Regions from separate parts of the Homo sapiens genome. Here region 1 is linked to region 2. A link is a loop called in an ENCODE intact Hi-C map of the cell type or tissue named here. Cell type or tissue: pancreas. All regions are shown on one strand. Links, peaks and the distances in the headings refer to the core of each region. The heading gives the core; the rest is flanking DNA.

Evidence for each region. Peaks named below come from ENCODE experiments on the same cell type or tissue, not always from the same donor. Only the 100,000 strongest peaks of a DNase experiment are listed, where the experiment ranks them.
Region 1: a loop joins it to region 2, with 12 times the contacts of the local background. A loop is called at or near these places in 81 of 110 quality-filtered maps.

What each region holds. Positions count from the first base shown.
Region 1 is chr7:64,621,083-64,629,314 of GRCh38, reverse strand. No RefSeq gene overlaps it. Among named protein-coding and RNA genes, the nearest start is that of ZNF107, 41 kb to the left of the region's middle. In pancreas, for the core only: a CTCF peak has its summit at 4,019 (motif pointing right); no DNase peak of the experiment used is centred there.
Region 2 is chr7:64,168,056-64,176,287 of GRCh38, reverse strand. No RefSeq gene overlaps it. Among named protein-coding and RNA genes, the nearest start is that of ZNF735, 35 kb to the left of the region's middle. In pancreas, for the core only: no CTCF peak of the experiment used is centred there; no DNase peak of the experiment used is centred there.

The sequences.
Region 1 (8,232 bases), core at 1,715-5,714, 450 kb before region 2:
ATCTTGAGTTAATTTCTGTATAAGGTGTAAAGAAGGGGTCCAGTTTCAATTATATGCTTATGGCTAGCCAGTTCTCCCAGAACCATTTATTAAATAAGTAATCCTTTCCCCATTGCTTGTTTTTTTAGGTTTGTCAAAGATCAGATGATTGTAATGTGCAGTCTTATTTCTGAGTTTTCTCTTCTGGTTTCATTGGCCTATGTGTCTGTTTTTCTACCAGTACCATGCTGTTTTGGTTACAAGACACAGTGTCTCTTTAACTGGCTGGTTCAAGGTAACAGAGTCATCATCGCAGCTGTGAACTGGGCCAAGGTGTATTTCACAATCTTACCTGTGAATCGGGAGCATGCAGAAGGGTCACATCAGCTGGGTGTTAGGCCAGGAATATTTCACAATGCTCCCTTTGGGCAAGAACCAAGCAAGAGAGTAACATCGCTCAGTTGCTGGGCCCAGCAATATGTCACAATTTTCTCTGTGGGCAGGGTGCAGGCTAAAGAGCAGAGCCATATCTCCTAGGTAATAGATGGAGAGATATGTCACAAGGTCCCCTGTGGTAAGGGCACAGGCAATATCTTTCTATCTCCTCAGTGTTGGGCCCAATGATATGTCACAAATACTCAAAATATGCAAGGCCAAGGCTAAAGAGGAATGTCACATCACTTAAGTGCTGGGCCCAGCCATATATCACAACACATAATGTATTCAGGGCACAGGCAGGAGGCGAGAATCACATCACCTAGGTGCTGGGCCCAGAAATACATCACAATTCTTTCTTAGGCAGACCCAAGTAGATGAGTAGGTTTATATCACCTATTGCTGGATCCAGCAATATGTCACAATACCTTATGAGGAAGCAGCTTGGGCAGGAGAGTCACATTACCTTGGTGAAGAGCTCAGAGATATGTCACAATACTCCTTTTGGATAGGGCTGAGAAAGAACAGTTACATAACCTAAAGATTATGCCCAGCTCTATGTCATCACTGGCCCAGAGGGCAGGGCTCATGCATAAGAGAAGAGTCACATCACATAGCTGCTGGGCAAAGCAATGTGTGATAATCCCCACTGTGGACAGATTTAAGAAAAAAGAGGAGAGTCATATTATTTAGGTGATGAGCCTAGAGGTATGTCACAATAATTCCTGTGGGCATAGGCCAGGCAGAAGAGTCACATCATGTGTTCGCTGGACACAGTGATAAGTCACTTTCATTTCTGTAGGCATGGCACAGGCAAGGAGAAGAGTGCCAACATCTCAGTGCTGGACCCAGAGGTATATCACAATCTTTCTTATGGGCAGAGTTCAGGTAATAGAGGAAAGCCACATCAAATAGACAATGGGTCCTTAGGTATGTGTCACAATAACTCCTGTGAACAGCATCCAGGGAGAAGGCTCACATCACCTTGGTACTGGGTCCAGCAATATGTCACAGTGCTTTCTGAGGTCAAGGCCGAGACAAATGAGTAATGTCACTTTGGTGTTGGGCCCAATGATATGTCACAATGTCCTCTGTAGGCAGAACGTAGGAAGAAGAGGAGTCACATCAGTGAAGCGCTATGTTCAGTGATATGTTACAATTCCACTTGTAAACAGAAAAACCAGGCAAATAAAGAGAGTCTCATCACCTGGGCCACGGGTGGAAGATATGTCACAATGCCTTCTATAGGCAGAGCACAGGCTGGGGGATTAAATCCCCCACAGGGGCCCACAGTGGCCCCCATGGGCAAGGCATAGGGAGGAGAGTCATATAACCTAAGTGTGAAGAACAGTCATATGTCAAAATTCTCCCTGTAGGCAAACCTAAGGCAAAAGAATAAATTCACATCGACTAAGTGCTGGGTGCAGCAATATATAACCATTCAGTCTGTCAGCTGAGCCCAAGAAGGAAAGTAAAATTGCTCAAGTGCTAGGCGGAGGTGTATGTCACAATTGCAGCCGTAGGAAGGTCCAGGCATGAAATTAAGAATCCTGCACATGTCCCAGTTCCAGGTATGAGAGGCGCCACCTCCTGTATGTTGGGTCTAAGTGTGTGACCCAGTCTCAACACTTTACTGAATCCATCCACAAGAGCCTCAATCCCTCCTGCAGACTGTGTCCCTTTAATGGAGTCAAAGCCTCATAGATATGCTCGATCTTGGTCTGAAGGTCACCTACCCACCTATGAACCAAAGCAATGTATGAGTTAATTTTTCAACTTCTACTTTTTTTGGATGTGAGATTCAGAACCTCAACAGTGGCCTGTGTTCATGTAGAAGAATGACAATTTTATTGTTGGCTGGGTGTGTATATGAGTGTCATAATCTCACCTGTGTGCCATGCTTTGTTAGGACACCCTCTGTAACACCTGAGGGCTTTATACAATATACATTAAAGTCACAATCTGCTCTAAGATTTTTGTGTTTGTATGAACCCATGATTCTACCTGTGGCCCAAAGCTCAAATATGATAGTCAACATCTCTCCAATTTGATATGTCTACATAGAACAGCTCAAACCTGCCAGAATTAGAAACGAGTTGCCATTTCAACTGTAGCTGGATGTTTACATATGACAGTCACAGTCCGAACTGTGAGCTGTGTCAACATGTGAGACTAAGGACCTCCCCAGTTGGCACTGTCCATATGTGTGAGGTGACAATATTAACAGTTTGTGGGGTGCACATATGAGAAACACAATCTCACTTGTTTACTGTGACACTCTCTCTACCACTTGAGGGCTTTATATGATATGTAAAAGAATGGTAATTTTTTATGACCTTCATTCAAAGAGGAGACTCATCATCTTACTTTTTTTTCTAAGACTAGCTATGGAAGACAGTATCTCTTCTATTGGCTGATTTGAAGTATGAGAGTAATCAATACACCTGTGAGCTGGATAAAATATATGTCACAAACCCACCTGTGGGTTGTGAGTGAGAAGTCATACCATGTAGGTTTTTGGCCAAGGATATGTCACAGTCTTCCCTTAGGGCAGAAATCAAGCAGGAGAGTCATATCACCTAGGAGCTCAGCCACAGATATGTTACAATCCTCTCCTGAAAACAGACCACACGCAGCAGAGTCATAGTGAAGTGGCTTCATTGTCTGGGGAAATACCCGAAGTTTGTTGTCCTGCACTGAGAAGAGTAATGACTCGAACACACACACGGAATGAGTTTCAGGAGCAGAAAGTTTAATAGACAAAAGACAGAAGAGAGAGAGGGAGAGAGAGAGCTTCCTCCTGCGGAGAAAGTGGGTCACCATAGCAGGTTTCCAGGTTTGGGGCAGAATGTGATCAATTTTATAGAGAGGCTTGAGGAGGCAGTGATTGATTTATATATGTCCCAGGAAATTGGTTTGACCAGGTGTGGCATTTACATAGCACACGAGGAAACTGGCCCTCCCACACTAATCTTATTATGCAAATGTGGACACCCACATGCATGGTGACAAAGTAAAGGGAGAGGGAATCGCCACTTTGAGTGTACTTGGCTTTTAGTATAGCTGCTGGCATTTACATATGCAAACTTCCAGCTTGCTTATCTATGCTTGCAGTTTGACTTTTCAGGCTGCTTTCTTTTAGAAAAGAGATGGTTTTTTGGCTGCTTTTCATTGAAGGAAAATTCCACCGAGAACTCTTTTACCCTTGCTAACTGCCTAAAATATATTTTTTTAAACTCCTATGTTATTCACCCCTCAGAAGATAGTATTCTAACTGCTGTTGGGGGTGTTGGACGACGAATATTTCTGGCTACTTCCTGCTGAAAAGGGGTGTCGTGTGGGGGATCAACAGCTGGGGCTCCTCCTGAGGTTTATTTAAGTGTTCTCGGAAGAATGGCATGTCTATGGGTGGTTCTGTTTGCAGCGCCATTTGGAGTTTTTTTCTAGGTAAAAAGATAAATTTTACAAGAAGTTTTAGAATATAGGGTTTTAACATGAGTATTAAGATTATTATTATTAGTGAGAGTACTATAGGCCATAACTATGACAGCAGAGTTTGATACCTGTTACTATTTCAATTAGTTGTAATACAGGTAGATGTCCACTAGATGTCGCTGTAGACTACCAGAAACGTTACTGTAAAAGTAACATTTTTCTTTGAGAAACACATACATTTATCCCCTTGGCTTGCCGTCAGGAGATAATTTTAGGTTCGGGCAATTTTTTATAACTTGTGATATGATTAAGAGAAATACATTATTCAGTGGCTAAAGTAACTTAAGTGTTAATCTTGGCCATTTCTTTCCTTTATTAAGTTCTTTCATGACTTCCACAGATTATCTTACAACATTCTTAAACTTTCTGACTTGTCCTAAATATCCTTCCTTTAAACAACCAGTCTTTTTAGGACAAGAATTTACCATAAAAGCCTTGCTTATAAAATCTCTTTTATAACCTTCTTTCCATAGCTTGGAGTGCACCATATTGCCAATCTTTAATAAAAAGTCCTGTCAAGCTCAGTGATAGTATAACTTTCATGCTTACTTCTTGTCTGTAACTATTACCCCTGCTATAGGGATAATAATTAAGCAAAGCAACCTTGACTAAATTTTTTCTACAATTATTCAATTATTATTCCTCTTATAAAGATGATAATTAGGCAAAGTATTATGGCAATTAGAATTTTACAACTAGAATTCCACACTGTGAGTTCCATAGTGTATAGTTCTACTACAAATAGTAGAGTGAATTTAGCAACTCCCACAAGAGTGATGTAGTAATTTTTATTTATAAATTTTATTTGCCAAGGTATAGAATTTCCCTTTGGGGTTCTATGAAGTTACAAATGCAATCCTATGAATAATTAAAATTTTCTTGTAAATATGTGTTAAAAGAGAAGTTTTAATAGTTGGCGGCAAACTTGGAGAGGAAAAATAGAAATGACAAAAAGTGTCCAATGACGTAGTAGTGAGCAAGATGAGTAGCCCTAAGTTACTTATCTTTTATGATTTTCAGCTTAAGATTTTCTATTTCTTCACACTGATATTCAGGACATTCCTCTGGGCTTGTAAGGGGTTGCTCCCTCAGCTCTTCAGGACTTGACTTGAGTGTGGTGTATCCAAGAGTTGATATCTGTAATTTTTTTTTTTTTTTTTTTTTTTTTTTTTTTGAGATGGAGTCTTGCTCTGTCGCCCAGGCTGAAGTGCAGTGGTGCGATCTTGGCTCACTGCAACCTCAGCCTCCTGGGTTCAAACGATTCTCCTGCCTCAGCCTCCCGAGTAGCTGAAATCACAGCCCCATACCATGCAGCCCAGCTAATTTTTGTATTTTTAGTAGAGATGAGGTTTCACCATGTTGGCCAGGCTTGTCTCAAACTCCTGGCCTCAGGTGATCCGCCCACCTTGGCCTCCCAAAGTGCTGGGATTACAGTCATAAGCCACCACGCCCAGCAAATACCTGTAACTTTTATTGCCAAGGGAAGAGGGGGTTGAAAAAAAACAGTGTAGGGCCCTTCCCAGCTTGGGCTTAGGGAAAGAGAGAGAGAGGCATGAGATTTACTGATAGCAAATCTCCTGGGTTAAATGAAGGTGGTCTTATTTCTTAGGGTTGGGCTACTGCTAGTTGTGTTAATTTTTGTTGGAAGTGAGCTAGAGAGGTTACATACTTAACCAAATTAGGTTTTCTGCTTTAATAGAAAAATCGTTGGTAAGAAAAGGCCATTTATAGAGCTTAGACCTAACTTTGTTTTTGTTTGTTTGTTTGAGACAGAGTCCCACTCTGTCTCCCAGGCTGGAGTGCAGTGCCGCGATCTCGGTTCACTGTAAGTTCTGCCTCCTGGGTTCATGCCATTCTCCCACCTCAGCCTCCCTAGTAACTGGGACTACAGGCGCCCGCCACCACACCCAGCTTATTTTGTTTTTATATTTTTAGTAGAGATGGGGTTTCAACGTATTAGCCAGGATGGTCTTGATCTCCTGACCTTGTGATCCACCAGCCTCGGCCTCCCAAAGTGCTAGGATTACAGGCCTGAGCCACCGCACCCAGGTTACACCTAACTTGGAAGGCATATTTCTTACCCATAGTAAGGCCATGGGAAGAAGAGTGACAAGTTTTTTAAGGTGTCTCTTGATAATATCATTTGTTCTATACCTTTACTGAGAATTGGGATTTTTAAGCACAATGGAGACCATATTCTGTGCCTAGCACATTTGAGACTCCCATGTGACAGCTGCCTTAAATGAGGGGCCATTGTCACTTTGAAGGTATTTAGGTAGACCAAAGCAGGGGTTTTTTTTGTTTGTTTATCTTTTTCTGAAACAGAGTCTCGCTTTGTCACCCAGGCTGGAGTGCAGTGGCATGATCTCAGCTCACTGCAACCTCCGCCTCCCAGGTTCAAGCAATTCTCCTGCCTCAGCCTCCTGAATAGCTAGGATTACAGGTGTGCACCACCATGCCTAATTTTTTTGTATTTTTAGTAGTGACGAAGTTTCACCATGTTGGCCAGGCTGGTCTCGAACTCCTGAACTCGTGATCCGCTCGCCTCGGCCTCCCAAAGTGCTGGGACTACAGGCCTGAGCCACCGCGCCTGGCTGGAGTTATTTTATTAATTAACACTTTTATTACCTCAGAGGTCTTTTCTGTATGGCATGGAAATGCTTCCACCCAGTTAGTAAAAGTATATACCCAAAACAGAAGGTATTGGATACCCTTTGTCTTTGGCATGCGGGTGAAGTCTATCAGCCAGTCCTCCCCCTGGATAGCTTCTTATTTTTTGGGTTTTAGGAGGAAGGAGCCACCTGTTCAGTGGATTATTTTTAAGACAGACTTCACAGGAATTAACAACCTATTTGACTGTTTTTAGTAAGTTCTCTTCTGAAAACAATCTCTGGGCATAGTGATAAGTTTTATCCTTTCTTAAGTGAAAAACTTGGTGAAAGATTCTAAGGATTTTCCTTTGGCTGAAGGCTGGCGAATGGAGTTTGCCATCCTCTGATTGTAGCCATCCTGAGGTCTAAAAATATACCCTCGAAAAGTGGCCCATTCTATTTCTGCAGGGGAGTACTGAGGCTTAATTTCTCTTATGGAGCCTTCCCAGGTTAGAGGGGCTTGAAGTGTGTTGATGCCTCAAGGCTTCCTTGCTGCTGACTTAATTGCCTGATTAGCTAACGTATTTCCTTCGGCTACTTCATCTGTTCCCTTTTGATGTCCCTTACAATGCATCATTGCTATTTTTCATGGAAGAAAAACGGAGAATAATTTTCTGGTGATACTTTAAAAGAGATCCATTAGCGGTAAGAAAATGTATTTTCTTCCAAATGGCAGCATGAGCATGAAGAACCAAGAAAGCATACTTTTAGTCTGTGTAAATGTTAGCTACCTTTCCTTTGTTTAATTCAAGTCCTCTTGTAAGAGCTATCAGTTCAGCTAATTGAGCGTTTGTGCTGGGGAGAGAGACACACTTTTAATAACGTTGTTTAGAGTGACTACTGAGTATCTTGCCTTATGTATTTTTTGCTTTACTGGCTATTTGTTACCTAAGAGGTCCCCCTAGAGGACAGTAATTGTGTCATGTTGTGTGGGGTGTAAGTTAAATTCTCTAGTATAATTAAAGAGAATTATGATTATAATTTCCAGGGTTAATTTGGAGACTTTTCTAAGTAGTAGAGCCACCATGGCAGTGGCTACAGGAAGAGGGGAGACCTGAATTAGAGAACAGAAAAGAGGGAGACTGGCTCTATTGTTTAGAAGGATGATTATCTTCCTTCTTTTAATTTCCAGAATCACCTTGGGATCCTAGGCTATAATGGCAGTTTGAGCTGCTGGAGCTGGGGGTTGGGTCCCTAGGACCCATTATTCCTGCCAAACGATCTGTGAGACTGGTTCTGAATCTAGTGACCTCATCTCTGGGGGCAGTTTGCTCTCTAGTGTCTCTGCCACAGCCTGCAGAGGGTTGAGGTGGCTTCTTCTTGATGCTTGGGCACTGCTTCTTAAAGTACCCTGACTTGCCAGACTGATAGCAATGAGCAGATGAACCTTGGAAATCCTGGACATTGCAGGCTTGCAAAGCAACTACTAGAGCCTTTGTCCTTCTCCTGAGTTTCCTCGCTTTCTCTTGGGTTTTCTCCTGGTCCCTATTATAAAAGGCTGAAGTGGCTACCTTCAGGAGGTTCTCTAAGGTGCTATCTGATTCTATAGCCTGCTTTTGTAGTTTCTTTTTTAATATCAAGAGCTTGGCCTGGCGCGGTGGCTCACGCCTGTAATCCCAGCACTTTGGGAGGCCGAGGCGGGCGGATCACGAGGTCAGGAGATGGAGACCAT
Region 2 (8,232 bases), core at 1,392-5,391:
AAAAGCTGAAAAATATTATATTATATAATGTATTATACACACACACACACACACACAAACACCTCCCCCACATTTTTTTTTCTCCACTTGTCCATCAATGCACAGTAACGTGATCCCATGGCTTGGCTGTTGGGAATGATGCTGCGGTGGGGCACGGAGAAGAGGGGAGTGCAGATATCTCTACAAGATGCTGATTTCATTTCCTGTCGACATATAATTTATAAGAGGGGTTGCTGAGCCATATGGTAATTCTACTTTTAGATTTTCAGGAAGCTTCATACTGTTTTCCATAATGGCTGTACTAGCTTACATTTCAATCAGCAGTGTACGAAGGTTCCCTTCTCTCCACACCATCACCAACACTTGTTATATCTTGTCCTTTTTATAACAGCCATCCTAAGAGATGGGAGGTGATATCCCATTGTTATTTAATCAGAAACTGTAAAATTCCTAGAAGAATACATAGGGCAAAACTCCTTGACATTGGTTCAGATAATAATTTATTAAATATGACATTAAAAGCACAAGCAACAAAAATAAAAAATACAAGTAGGAGTACATCTAACCCTAAAGCTTCTGCACAGGAGAAACCAATCAATGAAATTAAAAAGAAGCTTACGAACTCGGAGAAAATATTTGCTAACAATATATCTCACAAGGGATTAATATCAAAATACATAAGAAATCCACACAACTGAACAGAAAAAAAGAGAAACAACTCACCAAAATCTAATAACCTGATTTAAAAACAAGCAAAGAACCGGAATAGACATTTATCTTTAAAAAAAGATATAAAAATGGCTAAGAAGTGCTCAACATCAGTAATCATCAGGAAAATGCAAATCAAAGTCCTCATTTACTTTAGATTCTATACTTTATTTCACACAATAAATATGAATGCGTACAGAAGGTACAGTAATCTCCATCCTACAACAGAGGACCCTGAGACTGGTGACTCTGGAATGCATCTGCATGGAGCCGGCCTGGGGTGGGGCGGGGGGGATGATGCTGAAAAGGACAGCAGATGACGTAGAACCAGGGGCAGCGACTCACCTGGGACCCCTCAGCAGAGGAGCCTCGGTCGGTCCCCAAAGCTCAACAGCACCCTCTGGGGACCTGCTCCCTGCTGGCTTGGTCAGCACCATGGACAGAGGATAGGTGAGCGAGGCAGAGTCAGAAAAATACAATGGGAGGACAGCCAGGTGCCCTAATCCAGAGCTGCTGGCTGACAGCCCTAAGAACCCCCCTGAGGCTAGGGATGAGGTAAAGGGCCAAGCTGGCCACCTGTGGGGCCCTCAGACAACCTCATTGCCTCTGGTGCCACCCCAGCAGTGCACAGCAGCACAAGTGGACAAGGCAGGCATGTGGATGGATCTGGGGAGTCTTGCTCAGGAGCTCTGACAGGACAAGGGTAAAAAAAGGGCTACTGTGGCTGGAGAGAGGGTCACAGCCTCTGGGTCAGACACGATGGAGAAATGAGGAAAAGTGAAGGGGTGGTGGCCAATATGTAGGAGAGGCAAGTGGATGCAGGATGGTCAGAGTCCGTTAGACAGGATGGGCTCCAGATGCATCCTCGGTGTACTGGGCACTTCTCAGCCTTCCTGGAACTGAGCCTGGTGATGTGGTCACTTTTGGGGAGACTGCTGTCAGGGCCCAGCCACACACCCCTGGGCAGCACTGTCCCATCGCAGGACTGGACTTTCTCAGGTCCCATAGGGGATGCTGCCTGTAGCCCAGAAGGGGCGGCCCCATTGTGCACCCTGAGCCCCCATGGATCCTGAGCAGCCCCTGCCTGGCCCTATGCTCCCTCTGCTCTCTTGCCCCGGCCCCTCCTGAGTGTCAGCCGCATGGAGGCCCTGTCTGTCCTTTCTTCCCTATGCAGGCTCCTGGGCTGAGACCTGGGTCAGATGGGGATGGGGCTGGTTCTTCCCTGAGACCTGCTCAGGAAAGGGGACAGCCCCCAGGCTTTTTTGGACTATTTGTGGATACTTTGTTTACATTTTGAATATTAAATGTGCATCATCTTGTTGGCCACGCAGTCCTGCAGGCATCAGTGCCCTAGCTGTCCTGTGAGTCCTCATGCAGAGCAGTGCCATTATGGTCAGCCCTTGTGAATAAGTGAGTATACCCTGAAGCTGACTTCCATCTGTGTCCTGCACTCTGATCCAGCACTCTCTACGGAAATAGTTGTCATTTCCTCAGTGATGGTGTGCCTTATAGTGATGGCTGTAATGGTGAACGGCTAGTGTCATTTTTCAAATTTTGTTTTGCTTTTTCATGGTGGATAAGATGAAATTTTAGTTGTTTCAGCACCAATCCAACTTAAAAGCATCTTGGACTTTGTTTTCCCTTCCAAATTAAAAGATCAAGGCATGTATTAGACACAAGCATATTTGTTGCCTCAACTCCTCTGACACCCATATTAGGAAAAGGCCTGCCACCAAAGCCGGAAGCTGCAAACTCCTAACCCTTCTCCCAGGGCGTGGGGTCCCTTGACACCATAAAGAGCTACTGCAAGGTGCTTCTGTACTTTTTCAGCCTGGAAATGGAGGGTGAACGGCGCTGGCTCCTGCTATGAGAAGAAAACCGGCCTCATTTTCTCAGTGCCCCAGAGATCTAGGACAGGATTTCTAAATTAGAATCATCCTTAATCAGCTTGAAGATCCCCCAAGAGGCATTTGACTGGTGCTGCCATCTGTGTCCTCAAAGCAATGTTGGTGGCAGCGTCCTGTGTACACATGCAGAGCTAATACCCAAACTAAAATACTGGGTAACTGGCCCTGAAGTGCTTCCCAATCAGTAAGCCCACAGGAAAATGTTTGATTTTTATGTTTTGTTGGATTTTGGTTTGCTTGGCATATCTAAAGGTGCCTTTTCTTTTCTTTTTCTTTTTTTGTTCTTCTTTTTTTTTTTTTTTTTGCTTTCTGCTTTGTTTTATAGGACTTGTTCTAAACATGGAAAACAAGTCCAGAAGACTCTCCCTCTGACTATTACCTTTGCCCCAAGCCACCCCAAACTTTTATGCTCGCATTTTATTAAAGCAGATGCTCCCTGGAATCTCTGGGACCATTTTGAGGCATTTGAAAGCAGAATACAGAGTGGTCTCATCTCCTTCCTTAATCTTCCTGGTGGTTGGGATGTTCCACTTGTATTATAGATTTTTTTTATTACTGATGTGCTCTGCTGTATTTAAATGTGAACTTGCTTGCAAATGTGCAGATTCAATGATCTTGTTACAGATTAAATAAATTTTTATTTTGAAAAAAATTGAAAACTGATTTTCTTGAGACAAATGAAAATGAAAATACCACATATCAAAAAAATTTGAGATACAGCAAAAGCAGTTATAAGAGAAAAGTTTATAACAATAAACACCTACATGAAAAAGAAGATATATTTCTAATAAATAACCTAATATTACATCTCAAAGAACCAGCAAAACAAGAAGAAACAAATGTCAAAAAGTAGAAGGGAAGAAATAACAAAAATCCAAGTAAAAATAAATAAAATAGAGAATTAAAAATTGAAAATACAAATGATGAAGTTGGTTTTTTGAAATAATAAAATCAACACTTCCTAATAGACTAAGAAAGTAACAGAGAAGAGTCAAATAAATAAAAGTAGAAATAAAAAGGGAGAAATCACAACTGCTACCACAGACATACAAAGGATCACAAGAGACTATTAAGATCAACTGTATGTCAATAAAATGAAAAACTGGGAAAAAAATAGATAAATCTGTGGAAACATGCAACCTATCAAGATTAAATCATGAAAAAATAGCAAATATAAAAAGACAAATAATTAGTAACAAGATCAAACTAGAAATAAAAACTCTCCTCTCAAAGAAAAGCCCAGGGACTAATGGCTTTACTGTTAACGTCTGAAAACATTTAAAGAAGAATTAATACCAATACTTCTTAAATCTTTACAAAATATGAAAGAGGAGGAAATTACTGCAAACTCATTCTACAAGGCCAGTATTACCATGATACCAAAATCACAACAGAAAGTAAAACTACGGATCAATATCTCTCATGAACACAGATGCAAAAATATTTGAAAAAATGCCAGGAATTTGAACTCAACAACATTTTAAAAAGAATATTTACCATGAGAAAGCGGAGTTTATCCCAAAGATGCAAAAATGGTTCAATATAGTCATATCAATAAACAAGATTCATCATAACATAATCAAAGTCAAAAACTATATAGTCATTTCAACACATCCAAAAACATGTATTCAGTAAAATTTAGCACCGCTCATAAAGAGTTTTAAAGATAAAAACTCTCTAAAATTTCGATATTGGAGGAACATACCTCCACAAAATAAAAAGCCACATATGAAAAACCAATAGCTAACATCATACTAAATGGGGGAAAATTAAAAGCCCTTCCCCAAGATATGTAACCAGGCAAGTATGCCCACCTCTACCATTTTTTTTCAACATAGTACTTGAAGTCCCAGCCAGAGCAACTATGCAAGAGAAAGAAAAAAAGGACATCTGAATTGGTAAAAAGGAAGTGAAGTTGTTTTTGTTCACTGATGGCATGATTATGTATATAGAAAATCTTGATTCCATTAAGAAACTATTAGAACTAATACATTAACTTACTAAAGTGGCAGGATGCCAAATCAACATACAAAATAAGTAGCATTTCTATATGTCAGTAACAAAGTATTTGAAAAAGAAATTAAGAATTAAGAAAGCAATCTTATAAATAATTGCTACAGAGTAAAATAAAATACCTAGAAATAAATTTAACCAAGGAGGTGTAAGAGATCTACAATAATTATTAGGTTGGTGCAGAAGTAATTGCAGTTTTTGCTATTAAAAGTAACGTAAACAGTAATATAAAACACTGATGAAAAAAATTAACTATACCAAAAAAGCATATTCTGCCTTCATATTTGAAGAATAATATAATTAATATGTTTGCATTTTCCAAAATGATCTACATATTTATGACAATTTTCATCAAAATGTCAATGAAATTCTAGAAATCTAGAAATAGAAATAGAAAAAAAATAAAATTCAAATGAAATAAAAAAATACCAAAAATAGCCAAAGTAATCTTGAGAGAAAGAACACACACAAAGCTGGACATATCGCATCACGTGACTTCAAGACATACTACAAATCTATGGTAACAAAAACAACATGGTACTGTCAATAACAACAGACACTTAGACCAGTGGAACAGATTAGAGAACCCAGAAATAAATCCACACTAAAAAGACAGATGATTTTTTGACAAAGGTGACAAGAACACACATTGGAGAAAAATAGTCTCTTCAATAAATGATGCTGAAAAAAACTGTATATCTACATGCAGGCTAGTAAAACCAGATCCTTATTTCTTACCATATTAAAAAATCCACTTCAATGCATTAAGAACTTAAGTATACAACCCAAAACTATAATACTACTTGAAGAAAACAAATGGGGAATTCTGTATGACATTGATCTTTAAATGAAATTTTTGTATAGGACCTCAAGAGCATAGGCAACAATAGAAAATAAGGCAAGTAGATTATATCAAACTAAAAGGGTGCAAAGCAAACAAAGCAATCAACATAGTGAAGAGACAAGATACAGAATGGGAACAAACATTTGCAAACCATACAAATATCCTGAGTATATAAAGGATTCAAACAACTAACCAGCAAGCAAACAAACCACACAACAAAACAAATAATCCAATTTAAAAATGACAAAATACCTTAATAGACAGTTTTCCAAAAAAAGTGTACAAATGACTGGCAGGTTTATAACAAAATGCTCAACATTACTAACTATAAGGGAAATGAAAATTGAAGCTATAATGAGATATCCTCCCGCCCTAGTAACAATGGCTAGTACCAAGAAGACAAAATATAACAAATACACATGAGGCTGTAGTGAGAGGAAAACTCTTTGTCACTGTTGATGGGGATGTAGCTTAGTACAATCATTATAAAAAGTAGTATGGTGAGTTCTCAAAAAATTAAAAATAGAGCTAACATATGGTTCATTATTGAACTACTGTTATATAGCCAAAGTAATTAAAATCAGTATGTCAAAAAGATATTTGCACTATCAGTTTATTCCAGCACTATTCACGGTAGCCAAGAGATGAAATCAAAACGCGTCCATCAATAAATAAATATATAAAGAAAACGTGGTATATAGACACAATGGAATGCTATTTGACTTTGGAAAGGAACAAAATACTGTCATTTGTGGCAATATGTGTGAACCTAGATAATATAATGTTCAATGAAATAAACCATAGACTGAAAAACAAATACTGTATGTGCTCACTAATAAGTGGAATATAGGAAAGCTGATCTTGCAGAAGTTAAGCATAGACTGGTGTTGGCCCGGCGTAGTGGCTCACATCTCTAATCCCAGCACTTTGGGAGGCCGAGGCAGGCGGATCACGAGGTCAGGAGATCGAGACCATCCTGGCTAACACGGTGAAACCACATCTCTACTAAAAATACAAAAATTTAGCGGGGTGTGGTGGCGGGCGCCTGTAGTCCCAGCTACTCGGGAGCCTGAGGCAGGAGAATGGCATGAACCCGGGAGGCAGAGCTTGCAGTGAGCCGAGATGGCGCCACTGAACTCCAGCCTGGGCGACAGAGCGAGACTCCGTTTCAAAAAAAAAAAAAAAAAAGCATACACTGGTGGTTACCAGAGTCTGGGGATGGGTCTGGGAAGAAAAAGATTAAGGGAGGCCATTCATTGGGTGCAAAGTTACAGTCAGATAGAAAAAATAAGTTCTGATGTTCTATTACACAGTTGGGTGACTATAACAACTATGGTATAACAACGACATATATTTTACAATAGCTAGAAAACAGTAACTTGAAAGTCATTACTATAAAGAAATGATAATGGCTTGAGATAATGAACATGCTGATTACCCTAATTTTATTATAACACAATGTACATATGTTTTAAGACATTACACTATACCCTATAAATATTTGAAATTAGGGCCTGGTGTGTTGGCTCACGCTTGTAATCCCAGCACTTTGGGAGGCTGAGGCGGGCGGATCACGAGGTTAGGAGATCCAGACCGTCCTGGCCAACATGGTGAAACCCTGTCTCTACCAAAAATACAAAAACTAGCTGGGCGGAGTGGCACACGCCTGTAGTCCCAGCTACTCGGGAGGCTGAGGCAGGAGAATCGCTTGAACCCACGAGGCGGAGGTTGCAGTGAGCCGAGATCACACCACTGCACTCCAGCCTGGAGACAGAGCAAGACTCTGTCTCAAAAAAAAAAAAAAAAAAACTTGAAATTATGTGTCAGTTGTAGAATAACTTACTAACTTAAATAAATACATTTACCAATGCAAAAAATTCCAAGTTCTGGAAGCTGTGTCCTGTGTGTCTCTTGTAGAATACCTTTTCCAGTTTACCAGAATGTTTCCAACTTGGCCTTTCCCTGTATTTTCTGCTTGTCCAGAGACTGAAGATCAAATAGACATCAGAAATTAGGGTCTTTCTAGGTCTTTCTGAGCTGGCACCTGGCCTTAATCCTGTACATTTCCTGCTAGATTGTCTTAACTATGTGGGCAATTCTCAAAGATCTTATTCCCAAAGCATTGACTCTCCATTCTTTCCTGTTAGGCATTTCAGTGTGATTACTTTTTGTCCCAACGAAATCCCTTTGTCCAAGGTTATTTATTTGAAATCTTTTTTTCGTGAAGAAATTGACTGCTATAAATTTGCTGTATCTTGCATGCTTTGTTGTGTTAACATTTTTATTCATGTGAAATATTTTCCAATTCTTAAATTTTTCTTTGACACATTGGCTATTTAGAATTTCATTGCTTAATTTTCACAGAACTATGACTTACCAAAATTTCTTGATGTCATTAATTTTTTATTTTATTCCATTGCAGTCAGAGAAAATACTTTGCATTTACACAATTCTTTTAATTTTGTTGTGTATTTAATCACCTAGAGTATAGTTTATTCCGAAGAACAGTCCATGTGCACTTACTAAAAATGCCTAGCCTATTCCTGTTATGTGGATCCGACTACACACGTCTGCTAGATCTCAGTGGTTTTGTTTTCTTCCAGTCTGTTTACTCTTTGACTTGTTGACTGTTTTTTAATTCATTATTGAGAATGAAGTATTTAAATCTCTAACTGTTATTTTTCGATTATTTCTTGCTTGCTTTATTTTTGTCAGTCATATATTTTGTTTCTCTTTTCTTATTTGCATATTGGTTGACGG